2 separate regions of the Homo sapiens genome follow, and region 1 is linked to region 2. The links are chromatin loops, found by intact Hi-C in ENCODE. Cell type or tissue: CD4-positive, alpha-beta T cell. All regions are shown on one strand. Links, peaks and the distances in the headings refer to the core of each region. The heading gives the core; the rest is flanking DNA. Region 1 overlaps BUB1B-PAK6 (BUB1B-PAK6 readthrough). Region 2 holds the start of LINC02694 (long intergenic non-protein coding RNA 2694).

Region 1 (8,323 bases), core at 219-8,218, 1.6 Mb before region 2:
GACAATGAACAAAAAACTCGCATTGAGAGTAGCAGGAGCCCAGACCCTTCAATAAGGACCCCAAGTTAAATCTTCCAAGTTAAGGCTGAGAGCTACAGCTCTCTTCCGAAAAGCTGGAGCTGCCAACCCTTCCCTTGGGACCTGCCGATTATGCAGTTTTCTTCTGATACTAGCTTTGGTTTCTGAGGTATTCTGCCCTCTCCCTCCCCTCTTCTCCCAAAACATCTGCCTCTCCTCAGTCCCCGTCTGGGTGGTGGGTGCACAATACCAAGTGCCTGAAAAGCCTGAGAGAGAGGGTCTGGGGTAGGGTGGGGACCACTGGACACCCCAAGTGCAAACTGCTGCTTTCTGACCCTTGCTTGCTTATGTACTCCCTTTTCAACTGTGTTGAATTTTAATGACGTTTTTAGTGGTGTAGAAATGCAAGTATTTTGGCTTAACAGCATGAAGTCTGGGTTGCACATTGTATCAGAGGTGCTGTAATCTTTCCAGTATCTCTGATATACGGCTTTCTGGTTGAATGTCACCCTGGGCCCTCTTGACTGGATAAACAACCATGAGGGCTCTTCTCTGTGGAGCTGCCGAGAGCTTGGTGGTAGAAAGCGATGTTTCTAAACAACTGCAGCGGCTCTTTCCTGTCTGAACTGCATCGTGTGTCTGACTGCCTTGCTGTCCATACATACAGACTCCTTCCCAGGCCCGGCTCTGTGCAGAACTTCCATGTTTTACCACATTTTTCTCTCCTGAACTCCCTTTGTCAGCCCCAGGGTGTTGAGGCTGGGTCCTCTCTAGCAATCTCTACCTTCAGAAGAGACTTTTCTAAATATTTTGCTTTTCCAGTTCTTGTTGCTTTTGTCATTGTGAAGAGTCACCCAGGATGCTGGCACTTGGTACCCTAAGATCAGAAGTGGTGTGTGTGTGAGCTGTGAGACATGCACACCCTTTCAGAGTGATACTGTGTGGTGGAAGGACTGTTAGAACTCAAAGAATAGTTAATAAATCCAGTGTATTATTCCGTTGCGAGAACTGGCCTCTCTTTGCCTTATCAAGCACTCCTGACCCTCGGCTCCCTTTGGAGAGATGGACCGAGCCTTTGCCTCCTGTGGAGGCCCCTGCCTTAGTGAGCCTCCGCCCTGCCCGTCCTACTGTGCTGGCTCCTGAAGGTAAGTCACAGGTGCTGCTTCTGCTGAGCTGGGGGGACAGGCCGGGCCAGCCGCAGCACCAGGGCACCTGTCAGGGTGTGAATGCACTGGGGAGTGAAAGAAAGGCTGCATGGTTCCTTGCTCCTGGCTTGCTCCTGAATCCTGGGCAGTGGGAGATCTCAGGAAGGAAGTGCGGGAATCCGTGTGGGAGCTGGAAGTTGCAAGATAATTTCATCCACCTCCCCACCCCCAGAACGAAAGCCCAGGCTCCCTGGTTTCCAGGCTCTGCTCCGTTCTTTTTGAACCCCACACCATCTCCCTCAGTCCTGAGGAGTGAGGCAGGGACTGCTCTCCCACTGGAAGCGGTTTCAGACCACTTCCTATGGACAGCTGGAGGTCTGGGGTGGGGGTGAGGAGCGCGCAGAGGATGGGAGAAGCTGACACACAGGGTGGTCGTCAGCCACTTCGGCCACCCCCCGCAAACGCAGCGCAGGGCCCTGGCTTTCCTTGTGGGCTCTTCTCCCCTGGGGAAGTAGCCCCGTCTATTTTTCATCGCCTTCATTCCCAAGGGCCTTTCACTTCCTGTTTCCCTTCCTCTCTGCCCTCCTTTCGGGTCCACAGGCCACCAGGGAAGTTGGGTGTTCTGTGGTGTGGCTGCTGGAGAGCTCACGTGGGGAGGAGGGGAGGCTACACGAGATTCACCCGCCACAGGAGACCCCCCTCCAAGACGGCCGGTCTCCGCTCCCAGAGACACAGGAAGCCCAATGGCTTTGAACACTCAATTTAATTTAAAACAGGCACAAGTGCAAACAATTCACAAAAATTTCTAGGGAAGATGCTTTTGTTTTGAAAACTCTGACCCTTAAAAAAAAGTCCTTGCAATTTCTTTGCCCCCAGGTAGGTCACTAGGGAGCAGAAGAATCTAAAAATATTATCTAGATAGAAAGGGTCCAGACACCTGAAGTTCTTTCCTGGAATTCCATCTCACAGCAGCCCTGAAGTGGGGCAGGGCCGAGGAGGACAAGGAGACAGCAGTCTGTGGAGGCAGCTGGGGCAGATGGTTTGCACACATGGATGCCTGTGACCTTGACATGATGGAAACCCGGAGGTGGTTCGCCTTCTCTCCCAGATAGGGTTCTGAAGAGAACAATGGGTCCCTGATGACCTGGTTATTGAGATAAACTTGAAAGGTAACACAGTTGCCAATCCTTACATTCCTGTCTCTGGCCCTCACGATGCACAGTACAGGAGAAGCTCAGAAGCCTCCTGAGCTCCCAGGAGTGTTAGACTTAGCATGGACCACTCCACTGGCCAGGTAGACACAGGAGTGGAGAGGTGGAAGCCAGGCCAAGAAAGCAGGTCCCTTCAGGCCAGAACTTAGTGGGAGAGAGGGGCAGCCTTCCTGAAACTGGCTGTGGGTGACCTGGAGGGACCTGGGCTGTCAAGGTGGCTTTCCTCCCCTTACACACACACACACACACACACACACACACACACACACACGATGTTCTCTCCATTCTGTAAAGTGAGAGCACCTTCACCACCGACCCCATTCTTTCTCTTTCACTCAGAAATTGTCCCCTCACTCCCTGCCCCCAGCCATGGCCTGGAGCAGGCCATTCACAGTTCTGGGCGGGGAGGGGCTGTACAGGTGGGACTGCACCTTCAGGACATCAGACGTGAGGGAGGAAGCGGGATTCCGGTCATAAAAACCACCCCGTGGCCCTCTCGAGACTCGAGGTTTGAAGCTGGAGCTGAGAACAGCAGGTATCTGTGGAGACCAGCAGTCTGCCCTCTGCAGTGGCCTAGGACACTAGTGGACAACTGCCTTTAAAAAACCACAGCAGCCTTTTCTACTGTGTTGGCTGCAGAGGCCAGGAACGCTGGCCTCTGCGTTTCTTAGAAATATCCCTGTGCAAATATCAAGGGGTCATCCTGTAGAAAGGGGTCTCCATCTGGGGACTCGGGAGGGAGAGACACTGAGGGGGCAGGTCCGGCCTGGCCCAGTAGGCTGAAGGGCAGAGGGTGGGGCTGGGGCTTCACATTTCAATCTTTGGAGAGAATACTGAGAGGAGGAGGCAGGCAAGTCCTGCCGGCAGGCTGGCTGCCCAGTGTGCCCTGCCTGTGGGCGTAGGTGGCAGGCATACTTGGGGTGGGCTCAGCAGGTGGAGGTCTGCTTTCGGTAGAGCTGGATCAGGGGCACCAGGCACTCAGGTAGCCCTGTCTGCAGCAGGAAGGGGTGGTCTAGGAGCTCCTGGGCTGTGGCTCTCTCTTGGGGGTCCCGCACCAGCATCCGCTCCAGGAAGTCTCGCAGCACTGGGGAGACCTGTAGAGGCAGGGCAGTAAGATGAAGCCACAATTTGCAGTCACTTCGGGGTGACCTGATTGCCTGGACTTATCATTGTTTGAAAGTCATGAATTCGCTGGTTTTTTAACTTCCTGTTCCCTTGTCCCTCCCCACCCCCTCAAGGCTCTCAGCATTCAGATGCTATAGCTCTGTGGAAGGGGCAGAGGATTGGCATCAGTGATCCAGATCTGGCTCTATCCGTGATCTCAGGCAAGTCACAGTTTTCTCTAGGCCTCAGTTTTCTCATCTGTAAAATGGGCTAGTGATAAAGTATGCTTGCCCTGTCTGCCACATAGGGCTTTTGAGATTTTAAAAACAGGTCGCTGGGCGCAGTGGCTCAAGCCTGTAATCCCAGCACTTTGGGAGGCCAAGTTGGGCAGATTACGAGGTCAGGAGTTCGTAGACCAGCCTGACCAACATGGCGAAACCCTGTCTCTACTAAAAATACAAAAATTAGTTGAGCATGGTGGCACGTGCCTGTAATCCCAGCTACTCAGGAGGCTGAGGCAGGAGAATTGCTTGAACCCAGGAGGCGGAGGTTGCAGTGAGCTGAGATCGCACCACTGCATTCCAGCCTGAGCAACAGAGAGAGACTCCATCTCCAAAAAAAAAAAAAAAAAAAAAACCAACAACAACAGAAACAAACAAGTCAAGGATGAGGAAGTACTCTGAAAAATAGAAAATAAAGTGAGACCTGAAAAGGAAGATTTCTTTGTTGCTCTAGGCCTTAAGAGTCTAAAGCAAGGGCTTATCTTGGTTCATTTTGAGCCAGTATCTTGGGATGAGGCTGAGTCTTGGGCAGAAGGCTACATCCTCTGAGGAATTAGCCAACTGGAGATCTTTATATGCTAATTTTGGGGTTAGCGGTGCGGGCTCCAAGGACCAGTTGTCTTGGAAGATGTTTCCTGTTGGTCCTCCCATCCAGCTTTGTGTTGGGGCCACAGAACTCTTGTTTTTTTGCTATTTTAGAGGAGAGGCTTCAGCCCTCTGAGACATTTCTTGTTTTGGCCACCAGATGGCGGTGCCACTTAGCAGCCCCGTGCTGACCTGCCAGCAGGGGGCGTCCACAGTAAGGCCTGCGGGGTTGGGGCCGATTTGGCAAAAAGGGTTACATGTATACACTTCCATGCACTTATACTGGCTTTAAGGGGAACGCTGTGGCTTAGCTGTGTCGGGGTGTGCAACGATGGAGCATGAGCCGACTCGCCGTGATGGACAGGGACATCGAATCATGGTATGGATCTCCCGACACGGGTTAGAAGGGTTTGTGCTCAGTGAAGCTTCTCCGGATCCCTCCCTGGACAGCAGGGATTGCTGGTGTCCTGGCTTTCCCTGCTCATGGGCCCCACTGGGCTTCCGACCAGTGCCTGCCAAGCAGCAACCCTTCTGCCAAGCAGCAACTCTCCTGCCACAGCCGTGGGAGGCGACTTGTCGGAGCGCACATGCGAACTTGTGCGTAGATGCGGCTCCACACCCAGGTGCGGGTTTTGTGTGGGGAAAGAGGAGCCTTTTCCAGGAGCCCAGACCCTGTGGCTTCAGTGGAAGGGAGATGCTGGGAGCCCAGGTTCTGGTCCCCTTGCCTCAGGAGGAATGGGGTCTGCGAGGTCGCACCCTTGTGTGCCAACTGACCTTGTGAGAGTTTTTCAGCTTGGGTGGGGGGCTGTCCCGGAGCCTCTTCATGGCTTGCACTGGGGAGTCACTGAAGTACGGTGGCTCCCCATCTACCATCTCAATCACCATGATGCCCAGAGACCAGATATCCACCTGCAGGAGGAAAATGTCCCTGACCCCATGGCCAGACCCTGGCCCATTGGTAGCTGCGTTCTGGTGGCAGCAGTGGTGGAGGGGGGACAGCTGGCCCCAGCTCTCCTTGGTGGGTCTGTCTCCTTCCTCCCCTGGTCACCTGCCCTGTGGCCAGTTACTGCCTGCATGAGTGACCACTGCCTATAGGGACACAGCTGTCAGTCACTCAGAGAAAGGCCATCATACATAGGAGGCCCGGCCATACCCCATTCTGCCCTTGAGCTGAGGAAAGCACTTGCAGGACTCGTTCCTGGCAGCAAAGTCACTGGGTAAGAGCAGCCCCATCGAAAGGGGGAAGGGTGTTGACTAGGTGGGACTCTGAAAACCAGGGCTGCTTTTGGTGAGCTCACTGGAGGGGCCACAGCAGAAGAGCTGCCAGTTGCCAAGTTGCTTTTGGGAGGTCTGGGGGGTGGAGGGAACGGTTACCTCAGTGGCATACAAAGACCTGGAGATCACTTCAGGAGCCATCCAGTAGGGGGTTCCCACCAGGGACTTCCTCTTAGGGACGTCTTTGCTGATCTGAGCACAGAATCCGAAGTCCGAGAGCTTCACCTGCGGTTGAAAAGGGAGTGAGTGGTGGATCAGGAGGAAGTGGGAGCGTGGCTGTGCCAGGGACAGGATGGGACCTACCCTGCCATCGAGGGTCAGCAGGATGGAGTCACTCTTGATGTCCCGGTGGATGACACCCTGAGCATGCAGGTAGGCCAGGGCCTGCAGCACAGCCTCACACACAGTGGCAATCTGCTCCTCATTCAGCCTGGACAGGAAGGTGGGGCCACCCGATGAAAGAGAACGTTAGCTCTGGCAGGTCGTGGGGTGGCTGAGCAGAGTAGGAGTCCCTGGTGCTAGGCCCCACAGCTCCCAGGCAATCTGTTTGGCAGCACAGTCAGGCCATAGCCCTGGTGAAAACTGGGGCCTGAGCTTTGGCTAGAAGCTATCCTTCTCTTCTCCACTCCCAAGACCCCTGGGTCTCAGTTACCCCAGCAGGCAGGGGAGCCCAGGCATCCCAAGTCTTCTGGGCCACAGGCAGAAGACCACATTGCCCTGGCAGGGCCATGGTGAGGGCAGCCTGCACTCAGGGTCCAGCCCTCCCAGCTGCCCACCTGACTTGGGAGACGATGTCTGTGAGGGCTCCTCCCTGCAGGAACTCCATGAGCACCCACAGCTCCTCGCCCACCAGGTAGCTCTTGTACATCTCCACCACGTTGAAGTGCTGGTAGTCCCGCATGATCACCACCTGGGGGCAGGCGGGGGCCTGAGTGCCAGGCACAGTGCCCAGACGCATGGCCACCCACTGCCCCTGCTCACAGATGTCCAGCCTGGCTGGCTGCTCACTGCCCATCCCCAACGCCCCCGTCTGTGTCCCACCCTGTCCTCCCACCTCGTTGAAGAGCAGCTCCCTGCGCTGCTGCTTCCTGAGGTCCATCATCTTGACGGCCACCTGGCGGCCCGAGTGCTTCTCCCGGGCCAAGCAGACGATGCCGGTGGAGCCCTCGCCAATCTTCACGTAGCTGTCCAGCAGCAGCCGGGGGTCACCCTGGTCCACCACCATCCTGAGCGCAGCCTTGAACTGCTCATGTGTCACAACACCTGTGTCCTCACCAGCCAGGGCACCCTTGGCAACCGTGGGGTCCTGGGGCAGGTACAGGTTGCTGGTGCTGATCTGGGCGTGCCAGGTGCGGGGGGATCCCGCTGGGGAAGACCGGCCTGGAAGCTGGCCTGTGGCCGGGGCTGTGCGGAGGGACTTCTGGGGGCTGCTGGTATCCGAAGTGGTCAGAGGGCTGAAGGTCCCCACCGGCTGGTCCGAGGGCAAGGACTGGGCCTTGGCCACCAGGCTTGGGGGGTTGTCTTTCTGCGGCGGTCGGAAAGAGGAGTTGGGCTGCAGGGACAAAGCAACAGGAAGGGTCAGGGCTGTGGGAGCATTTGGAATAACCTTCCCGGAGGCAGGGGCTGGCCGCCGTGACCTCTGGACTCTGGCAGGGTCAGGCGGGGTATCAGATCAAACTAGGGAGGTGCTCTGAGCAAAGATTTTCAGACAGAGCTGAAGCCCAGTCACAGTCCTGTGCCAGCAGTCCCCCGCAGGGCACCAGGCTGGGCAGGCCCAAGACAGCTCCTTACACTCGCTCTGCTGCACCTGGGAAGACAGAGAAGGCCAGCTCCCCGCCGGGTCCTGCGCTGGGTATTTCTTCCTGGGCGATTGACAGCTAGACCCCAGGGAGGCTGCCGTGAGGCAGACTCTTCCTCTGAGCTCAGAGGCTGCTTGAAGAATCTGGGTCAGAGGCATTCTTCACTCCCAAGGCTCCCCCACCCCAGGACCCATGGGGGCAGAAGAGGCCTGGCAGTGGGGTGGGGAGCAGTGGGCAACTGTGTCTCCACTCCCTGAACCAAGGCAGGGGAGCCACACCTGGGGCCCGATAGCCCTGCCTGTGCCTGCAGCAGGGAGTTTGCAAATCTGTGCTGGGAGGTTATGTCCCTGACAGAGGACCACAGAGGTGTGTCACCATCTGGGGGGTTCTCAGGTGTCTCCCCTGGGCTGGGAATCTGGTGCCAGAGAGATCTGGAGTTAGGAGGGTAGGTCCAGCCAAACCCAAGCCTTGAGGCCAGGGATGGGGAGATGTCTTAAGGACCCCCTAAAGGAGTCCTTCCACTTCCTCCCTGGCATGAAACTCCTGGCTAAGGAGCCCCCGGGAGGGAGGAGAAGGTAGGGGGCCTATCCTCATTGGCTCTGGCAGGGAGGGAGGAAGGGAAGGTGGAGCTGAGGGGCAGCCTGGGCCCCCAGTGAGCCCTGCTCAGGCCCAGCCCTGGAAGCCTGCGAGGCTTCTTGCTTTTCCGAGCCCAAGCCCTTCTGCTCTTTCTGACAGGAAAGGTGCCCGCCCATCTTTGGGTTCTCCCCAAGGAGCGGTGATATGCACCATGACCCCTCCCAGGGATTACGTGTTTTTAAAGGGCACCTGGAGAGGGATGCTTCAGGGGATGCAGAAAAAGCCTTCTAGGAACTTCTCCAAACCCATCATGTAAGCCATTGTCTTAG
Region 2 (8,323 bases), core at 282-8,281:
TTTTCCTTCTAAAAGAGGATTTCTCACAGCTCCTTTGGAATTGACAACTCGTGGTATGAATTGAGAGCAAGTTTTGGTGATAAGAGCACACACCCCGAGCCGGACAGCCAGGCTCAATACGAGCTCTGCTAGGTTCTCGCTGTGCGACTTTAGGCAAGTGATTCAACATCTCTGCACTTCAGGGTCCTCATTTGTAAAAAGAGGATGACAGTGCCTCCCCATAGAGGGGTTACAAAGATTAGATGAGTTCCTGTAATTAAAGACCTTGGCACCATTCCTGGCCCTCATCTGCTGTGGAAAGTGGGGCATGGCACTGCCAGGCCCAGGTGCATAGGAAACACCTGGGCAGGGAACAAATCTGGTACTAGATAGAACTCTTTTTTTCCCCCAGAGAACTCGTACAGGTTTGCCTGTCTTTCTGAAAAGCAACTAGAAGTTATTCTTTTGGGATATGGAGGAAGACATCACAAATGCCATTATTTAGCTATGTATTTTCCCCTTTTTATCTCAATTCTTAAAACAGAACGACTTTCTCTTTGACATCAAATTGATAACAGGCTCTTCCCACCCACTTCAGAGTCAATTCTAGCCAGCTAGAAAAAGGAATCCACAGCAAGGAAATCACAGTTCTGATTAGATGCCAGCTTCTTCCCATCAGGTATGAGATAATGATTGAATCAGACTGGATGGATGGATAAAGTTGCTCCTGGATTGATGCTGAATGATAGTTATATCTAATCTCTGTGCATAGAAAAGCCAAGCCAGCCAGGCAAAGTGGCTCACGCCTGTAATTCTAGCACTTTGGGAGGCCAAGGCGGGTGGATCACCTGAGGTCAGGAGTTCAAAACCAGCCTGGCCAACATGGTGAAATCCTGTCTCTACTAAAAATACAAAAATTAGCCAGGCGTGGTGGTGGCGCCTGTAATCCCAGCTACTCGGGAGGCTGAGGCAGGAGAATGGCTTGAACCTGGGAGGCAGAGGTTGCAGTAAGCTGAGATCTTGCCATTGCACTCCAGCCTGGGCGACAGAGGGAGACTCCATTAAAAAAAAAGAAAAGAAAAGCCTACTGACATTAGCAGTATTATATGGTCGAAAAATAGCCATCATAATAATTTACATTGGTCTCATTTTTATTGAAATGAGGCCATGCAAAGCCACATGTAAAGATGAATTCAGCAAAAACCCAAACCGAATGAAATACTGGTTCAGAGAATATTCTTATGTTGTGATTGTGTCATGCCTAACAGAATTTAAAAATAATGGTCTAAGTAATTCTAAGTGGTTTCACATAAATAATTGTGGATAGAGTCCAAAATAGGTATTTTCATAGATTTTTCTGAATATTAGTTCAAGTTCAATTTATTCTGGATTTTGATTTCAGTCTCTGGTGCTTGTAACTTTTATTTTATACATCTTATCCCAGTAAGTTGTCCTTGAAAAAAATAGTAAGAGCCTTGTCACCTACCCTTTAAAATGTTTTCAAATATAAAAATATAGAAAGTTGTACAGGTCATAAACATACAAGTCAATTTTCACAAACTGAATACAACTGTGTAATTAGCACCCAGGTTAAGAAACAGAACTCAGCAGCACCTCAGAACCCACTTCATGCCTCATCTCCCAAAAGCAACCTCTATCCTGACCCTTAACTACATAGTTCAGTGCATCGGTTGGCTCTTGCTGCAGAACAAACAATCACAAAACTTCAATATTTTATCATTCACTCACGGGGGTGGTTGTGTAGGCAAGTTGGTTCATCTTGGCTGGGCTCTTGCCAGGTCTGTCCCACAGGCCTTGGCCAATGGATGAAATGAGTACTCAGACACAGGTATGCAGTATAAAAGCAGCTAGGTGACTGGCTGGCTCTAACGGCCAGACAGCAGCCTGGAGAAGCTGGAGCTGCTTGCTTTTATTCAGCTCAGGCACAATGCCAAAAACCTGGAGCCAACACAACCTGTAGGTAATTAACATTTATTGTTCTCCTTCCAGAGAAAGTCAGGTGTGTGGATGATCAAAGGTCAGTTCCTGGTCAACATAAGTAAACAAGCCTGTTTAAGATAAATTCCCCTACACTCCTTTGTACTTACTCCTTGCCCTCTGCCTCAGGGTTATAGAACAGCTGCTTTCAGCTATTCTCTCCTGGGGCTCTGCAGGAGCTTCCAACCTTTCAGAAGGTTTGCATCCTTTCCCTATAATTTTTCCCACCACTGTGACTGATCCCCCACAGACTTTCTCTTGCACCTTGGGGGTTGGGGGACAGCTCGCCTCCAGCAGGCTAGCCAGGCATGGCCATGGTGATAGCAGAGAATAAGAGAACAAACAGAAATATGCAGGCATCCTCTTTATTCAAGATAGGATCTGACAGAGCCAGGATTAGAGTGAGGCTAGTAGAGTGAGGCTAGTAAATTGAGTTATGCAAGTGCAGGGTCAGCTCCTGTCTTTATCGAAATTTTGTTCACAATGGATTTTCTTGCATTAATTTTGATTTTTCAAAAACATTGCATTCAATATTATTTTTCTTGATTACTGAGGATTTTGGTGCCTCCTTAATTTTAAGGCTGGGGCAGTTGCCTTCATTGCCTCACCATAGTCCTGACCCTGCTGGGGAAATACACTCCACATCTTCAGTGAAAGGAGCTGCAGTCATATGGCAAAGGGCATGGATTTTAAGAGATGAAGAGTTAGAGCTGCTAGTACAATCAATCTACCACAATTAATTTTGGCCATTTTTTACACTGGGCGCAGTGACTGATGCCTGTAATCCCAGCACTTTGGGAGGCTGAGGCAGGAGGATCACTTGAGTGCAGGAGTTTGAGACCAGCCTGGGCTATACAGGGAGATCCCATCTGTACAAAAAGTTTTTTTTTAAATATTAGGTGGGTGTGATAGCATGCTCCTATAGTCCCAGCTACTCAGAAGGCTGAGGTAGGAAGATCCTTCAGCCTGGGAATTTGAGGCTGCAGTGAGCTGTGATTATGCCACTGTACTCCACCCTGGGTGACAGAGCAAGACCTTGTTTGGGGCCCTTTTTTTGTTTTATATAAGTGGAATTGGACAATGTGTATTCTCTTGAGTCTGGCATCTTTTTCTTAATGTAATATTTGTGAAATACATCCAGAGTGTTGTGTGTAATTGTAAATCATTCATTTTCATTGCTATACAGAATCCTGTTGTACAAAGACACCACCGGGTTGAAAGGCATTCGGATAGTCACCATTTACGGCTATGAATACCATTGTGTTGAACAATCTAGTATAAATCTCTATTAAATATATATGCATTTTTGTTGGACATGTACATAGGAATGGAATTGCTGGGTCCGAGGGTGTGTGTACATTCAGTTTTAATTGTTGCCAGTTTCCCAACAATTCGTTTAGCTTTATTAAAGTTCTTGGTATGTAGTAGTATCAGTCTTCCAGTTTTGTTCTTTTTTAAGATAGTCTGGCTATTTTTGGCTCCACATTTCTAAATAAATTTTAGAAATAGCTTCTCAATTTCCACAAAAGAAAAAACCTGCTGGGATCTTTACTGTGCTAGTTTTGAATTTGTAGACTAATTTGGGAAGAACTGACATCTTTTCAATATACCTCCATGTCATCTTAAATTTTTCTCCATGTCTCATACCTTTGTATATCTACTTTGAATAAGACAGGTAGCCAATAAATATATAAAATAGGTGGTTAATTAATGCATTACAAGGCTTTAGACTTAATGATATTTTTTCAGCCACACTACTCACCTGCTATGGTTCAAATGTCCTCACCAAAACTGTTGTTGAAATTTAATTGCCGTTGTTACAGTTTTGGGAGATGGGGCCTGTAAGAGGTGATGAGGTCCTGAGGGCTCTGCCTTTGTGAATAGACTCATGCTGTCATCACAGAAGTGAGTGAGCGATCTTGGGAGTCTGGCCCCCTTTTCCTCCCTCCCTCCCTCTCTGTCTCTGTCTCTCTTTCTCACACTCCCTCTCTTGCCCTTCTGCCTCCCTGCCATGGAATGACCCTTCCTGGAGGACAGCACCATGCTCTTGGACTTCCCAGCCTCCAAAACCATACACTAAATAAATTTCTCTTCATTATAAATTACCCACTCTGTAGTATTCTGTTACAGCAACAGGAAACCTACTAAGACAACCTCTTCCAGACACCTGAACTCATTCTTCTCTTCCATTCCCCTAGGCCTTGCACATGCTCTTCCTTAGTCAGGTAGAATTCCCTCCCTGCCCTCTCTCCCTCCTGCCTGACTAAATCTAGTCTTCCTTGACAAGTCTATTCAAATGTCACTGCTCTGCAGAGTTACCAATTCCTCTTTGTTTTCTCCCACTGCATTTCTTCACCTGATTTTAAGTTGCCATGTTGTATTAGAATGAGCTGCTCGGGTATCCACTAAACACTTGGTTGCCTACCAGAACCAGCCCAGCACTAAGTAGATTTGTGTTGGATAAATGAAAATGACCATTCCGCTTTTTGCTGGGCTGTTTGGTTTAGGTGTTTTTGTTGGGCTGTTTGTTAGTTGATTTGTTTTGTCTTTGTAGGACTTCATTTGAATTGAAATTTAGTCAAAGAAAGAAAAATTGTGTTCCAGTTTGGCAAAGGAGTACATGTCTATCTGATTTTTGCTTCATTATTTATTTTGATTTGAAAATATGTCTTTATATTAAACCTCTTTACAATATGGATTTGAAGCAGATAAATTGTTTGGTCTGATTCACATCACAGCTTCTGAGTTAGCTTAGAAGAAAACCATCAACTGATGTTTCCGGTAACCAGCAGCAAGAGAGCTCATGAAAAGGCAGGCACACCTCCAGTGACCACTAGGTGGCAGTTTCACTCTCAATATGACCAGATTGACAATGTCCATCCAAGAAGTCTGGGGCAGGTAAGTTGGAGCACAAGACCAAGCTTAACTAGGCCTGTGGGTGGAAAAATGAAGACCCAAACTCAGCCCTGAAGAAAATGGAGTTATGGAAAAAACAGCACATGGAAAATGTAAAGGAATGCCACTAGACATTATTTCACTGAAAGGTTAGCTAAGTTAACCACAGCCACAAAATCAGTAGAGAAAAGACGTGCCGGACCCGAGACAGGCCAGACAGTGTTGAAAGGCAAAGGAGTCTCCAGTCCACCCTCCATGGCTGGAGCCCAGACCCCTGGGGAAAGGCAGGATGGTTGCAGGCTGGTCATTGCTGAGCCCCTGGTAATGTGCCGAGTGACCAACTTCAGGTGTCTCTCCGCCAAGACTGCTTGGTTCTCCTCTTCTGAGTGACCCCAGAAGGAACCCCTGAGAGACACTGCTTAGTCTTTCTAGTTCCCATTCCAAAGTTGGATAAGGGACTTTTCAAGCTTAAAGTGGGAACGAGGGGCAGGGCTTATCTCCACAGGAAGCCAAGGTGGCTCCTATCATAGCAAATCAAGATACTTCATGGGTACACCCACAACAGGCCAGCCAGGGCCCCTGAGGAAATTATGTGGACTATTAACCTTAAGGAGGCTGCAGGCCAAAAGCATCAACCGACTTCTATCAGGAGTGTATTTTTTTTTTTATGATGCAGAATAGGGAATAGGGAAACTATCCTGGAATAGGGAAACTGAGGCCCAGAGCAAGCCAGGGATGAAACAATTCCATCCCCCGTGACTGAGAAGAGAGCCTTCAGGTAGGCTTGAGGAAACAAAAGCCCTGAGGAAGCTGTCTTGGCAATGTCCAGGTTATTACACTATAACATCCACTCATACGTTTGTGGTAGGGCTTCAACTTTTACACACGAATAACCTGAGTGATCGAATTACCTGTTCTCTTCTCTTTCTCTGCTACCAACCCCAGAAAGACTGCAAAGAATAGACACTTGAGTCTAAACCAAACTGCTAGGCTCAAAGAACACTGCACCAGCTATGAGGTAATAACCACCATGGGTTACAGGATCTGTGAACGGGATAAGCTCCTTTACTTCCCCCCGGCTGGAGTGTGAGTTATAAAACAGACTAACAAGGAGAGGGAGAGACAAGTTTTCAGGAAGAGCTGGTAAGAAGGCACCTGCAGCTTCTCCCCAACATCTTACACACCACACCGACATCAACCTCCTAGTTTGACATCCCTGTAACTAGGCCTTGACATCAAGGCCTAGTTTGGGTGGGGAAAGTAACCCCCAGAGGATCTGAGAGGAGAGATTGGCATGCTCTCCTCCTGGTGGACTTTCCCAAGTAGCAGCCCCCACAGACACATCTGTCACTGGGTCGCAGGAAGACAGGAAGTGGTGAACGGCGGGGCACAGTTAGGTAGGAGGGGCTGGAAGCCACTTCTGGGCTTCTCTTGGAGTCAAACTTTGTAATGCAGGAGATCCATGCATTTCCTTGGACCCAGCATTGTCTGAAGACATGAGCTGGAGCTTGTATCAACTTGCCAGCCCCAAAAGGACTCTTGGAGAAGAGAAGGGAAGCATCTTCTCCCAGATTCCAATCCCTGAGCTCTTGTTGGTGGCCCTGGGTTAGATGTTCACTTGCTCTGAGCCTCAGCTTTCCTCCCTGTAAAATGGGGATAACATTACCTAATTCATATAGTTGTTAGAATTAAATGAAATAAAATTCATCAAGTTTCTTGTACAGAATAGATGACTAATGAATGGGATGGGTCTGGAGCACCTGCCTGGGATGGAGCCACTGACTGACTATGAAGGAGCAGAGAGTTCTACGTGCTTCCTAAAAACGCCAGCTTCTAGCAACACCTATGCCAGGGGACATCAGCAAAAAAGTAAACCCAGGGGTGCCAAGAAGCACTTGAGACCAGAGTAAGGATGCCCTCCCCGTCACTGGCACACAGCTAACCATGGAAAAGGACTTCTCTATGACTGCCAGCCACCAAGGAAATTAGGGACACCAGAGGCAAGAAAATTATGTTCAGTTACAAAATACATTCCATTTTATAGCCATTTCTATTATCGGTTGCTACTATAATAAATTACCAAAACTTTAGCAGCTTAAAACACACACTATCATTTAGTTCTATGGGCCAGAAGTCCTATGGGTCTCATAGGACTAAAATCAACGTCTCGGCAGGACAGCGTTCCTTGGTGGCAGCTCTGGGGGTGCATCACTATCTTTGCTCATTCTGGTCTTGACAGTTCCGTGGGACTGTAAGACTGAGGTCCTTGCTGGTTGCTAACTGGGGCCACCCTGAACTCCTAGAAGACATTTGCTCTGTCCTTACATAGAGTCCCTACCTCTCAGAACCAGCCACAGGGCATGGAATCCTTCTCTCATGGCCCTCTCTTTGACTCCAATTCCCCTAGCTGCATTTCTGTCTCTGACTGCACCCAGGGAAGCCTGTCTGCTTTTTAGGATTAGATTAGGCCCATTCGGATAATCCAGGATAATCTCTTTATCTCAAGATCCTTAATGTTAACCACACTTGCAAAATCCTGTTTGCTATTAAGATAACATATTTACAGTTTCTAGGAATGAGAATGTAAACATCTTTGGGTTGGGGGAGTGGGCATCTTTCTGTCTATCAAACTATTCACCAGGCATTTATTTACTATCTTAATGGCCAAGTACAGTGCTATGTGCTGAATTGATGTTGGTATAAGGGGCATGGGGCAGGGGAGAAAGTCTAGGATGGGTGATGCCCCCCACTGGGATATCTGACTTAGAGCTTTGCAGTACTCCAGGGGATGCTGTTGACATAAAATACAATGTAGATTGTAACTCTCACCTCTCACTCCCTTAACCCTCTTGACTCCCCAGTCCTTGCCCCTGACTTATACAGGCTGGAGGTGTCTGAATAAGGTCATTCCAGTTCTCTGGGAGGCAGGAGCTAAGCTCACCAGGGGACTGAGATCCAGGTTCAGCCATAGCAGAAACTGAGAACCCTGCTAGATCCAGGTTCAGCCATAGCAGAAAAAAACAGAGCAAGGTGGGACTTACAGCCATCCAAACAGACGCCTGGAGACAGATGCTGCTCCTGCCCTTAGCCTTGCTTCCTGGCCTGGTTTCATGGTTCCTCCGGGGACTAGAGAGGGAAATGCCCAGGTCCTCTTGGGCCCCTTGTAGCTCCATATCAGAACAGAAAACCTGTCACTAACTGAAGTCCCTTCCGGCTGAGGTACCCCGGCCTATATTTTGCAGCTCCAGGGCTCATCAGAGCCACCAATTTGCTGATGGGTTCTCAACCACAAGGATGGTGAGTCAGCACAGTGGTTGACTCTCAGCAGAGAGGATGCAGCCTTCAGCAGAGCTCCTGGTGGGGCAGCCTCCTGATCAGCCTGTGCTGTGGTCCTGCCCCTGCATTTCTTCCAGTCCTGGACGTCCCTGGCCTGGCTGGCACCCTAGTCGCA

Evidence for each region. Hi-C counts contacts between places; a loop is a spot of excess contacts. Peaks named below come from ENCODE experiments on the same cell type or tissue, not always from the same donor. Only the 100,000 strongest peaks of a DNase experiment are listed, where the experiment ranks them.
Region 1: it touches region 2 in a loop (5-fold over the local background); 4 of 110 quality-filtered maps call a loop at or near these places.

Annotation. Positions count from the first base shown.
Region 1 is chr15:40,271,072-40,279,394 of GRCh38, reverse strand. It overlaps BUB1B-PAK6 (BUB1B-PAK6 readthrough), which reads right to left. Exons shown (of 10, transcript NM_001128629.3): 5 at 6,674-7,171; 6 at 6,396-6,529; 7 at 5,923-6,049; 8 at 5,719-5,844; 9 at 5,119-5,253; 10 at 1,908-3,468. The coding sequence ends at 3,301. PAK6 (p21 (RAC1) activated kinase 6) reads right to left here. Exons shown (of 11, transcript NM_001395430.1): 6 at 6,674-7,171; 7 at 6,396-6,529; 8 at 5,923-6,049; 9 at 5,719-5,844; 10 at 5,119-5,253; 11 at 1,908-3,468. The coding sequence ends at 3,301. It overlaps ANKRD63 (ankyrin repeat domain 63), which reads left to right. Exons shown (of 1, transcript NM_001190479.3): 1 at 1-1,023. Among named protein-coding and RNA genes, the nearest start is that of ANKRD63, 7.8 kb to the left of the region's middle. RefSeq lists enhancers at 4,958-5,458, 6,180-6,681. In CD4-positive, alpha-beta T cell, for the core only: CTCF peaks have their summits at 4,344 and 4,546 (motif pointing right); DNase peaks (open chromatin) are centred at 1,744 and 4,534; H3K27me3 peaks cover 1,509 bases.
Region 2 is chr15:38,696,330-38,704,652 of GRCh38, reverse strand. LINC02694 (long intergenic non-protein coding RNA 2694) reads right to left here and starts at 8,055. Exons shown (of 2, transcript NR_160786.1): 1 at 7,914-8,055; 2 at 4,615-6,515. RefSeq lists an enhancer at 7,896-7,945. In CD4-positive, alpha-beta T cell, for the core only: CTCF peaks have their summits at 4,656 and 4,855 (motif pointing right); DNase peaks (open chromatin) are centred at 4,792, 6,192 and 8,162; H3K4me3 peaks cover 2,628 bases; H3K27ac peaks cover 1,167 bases.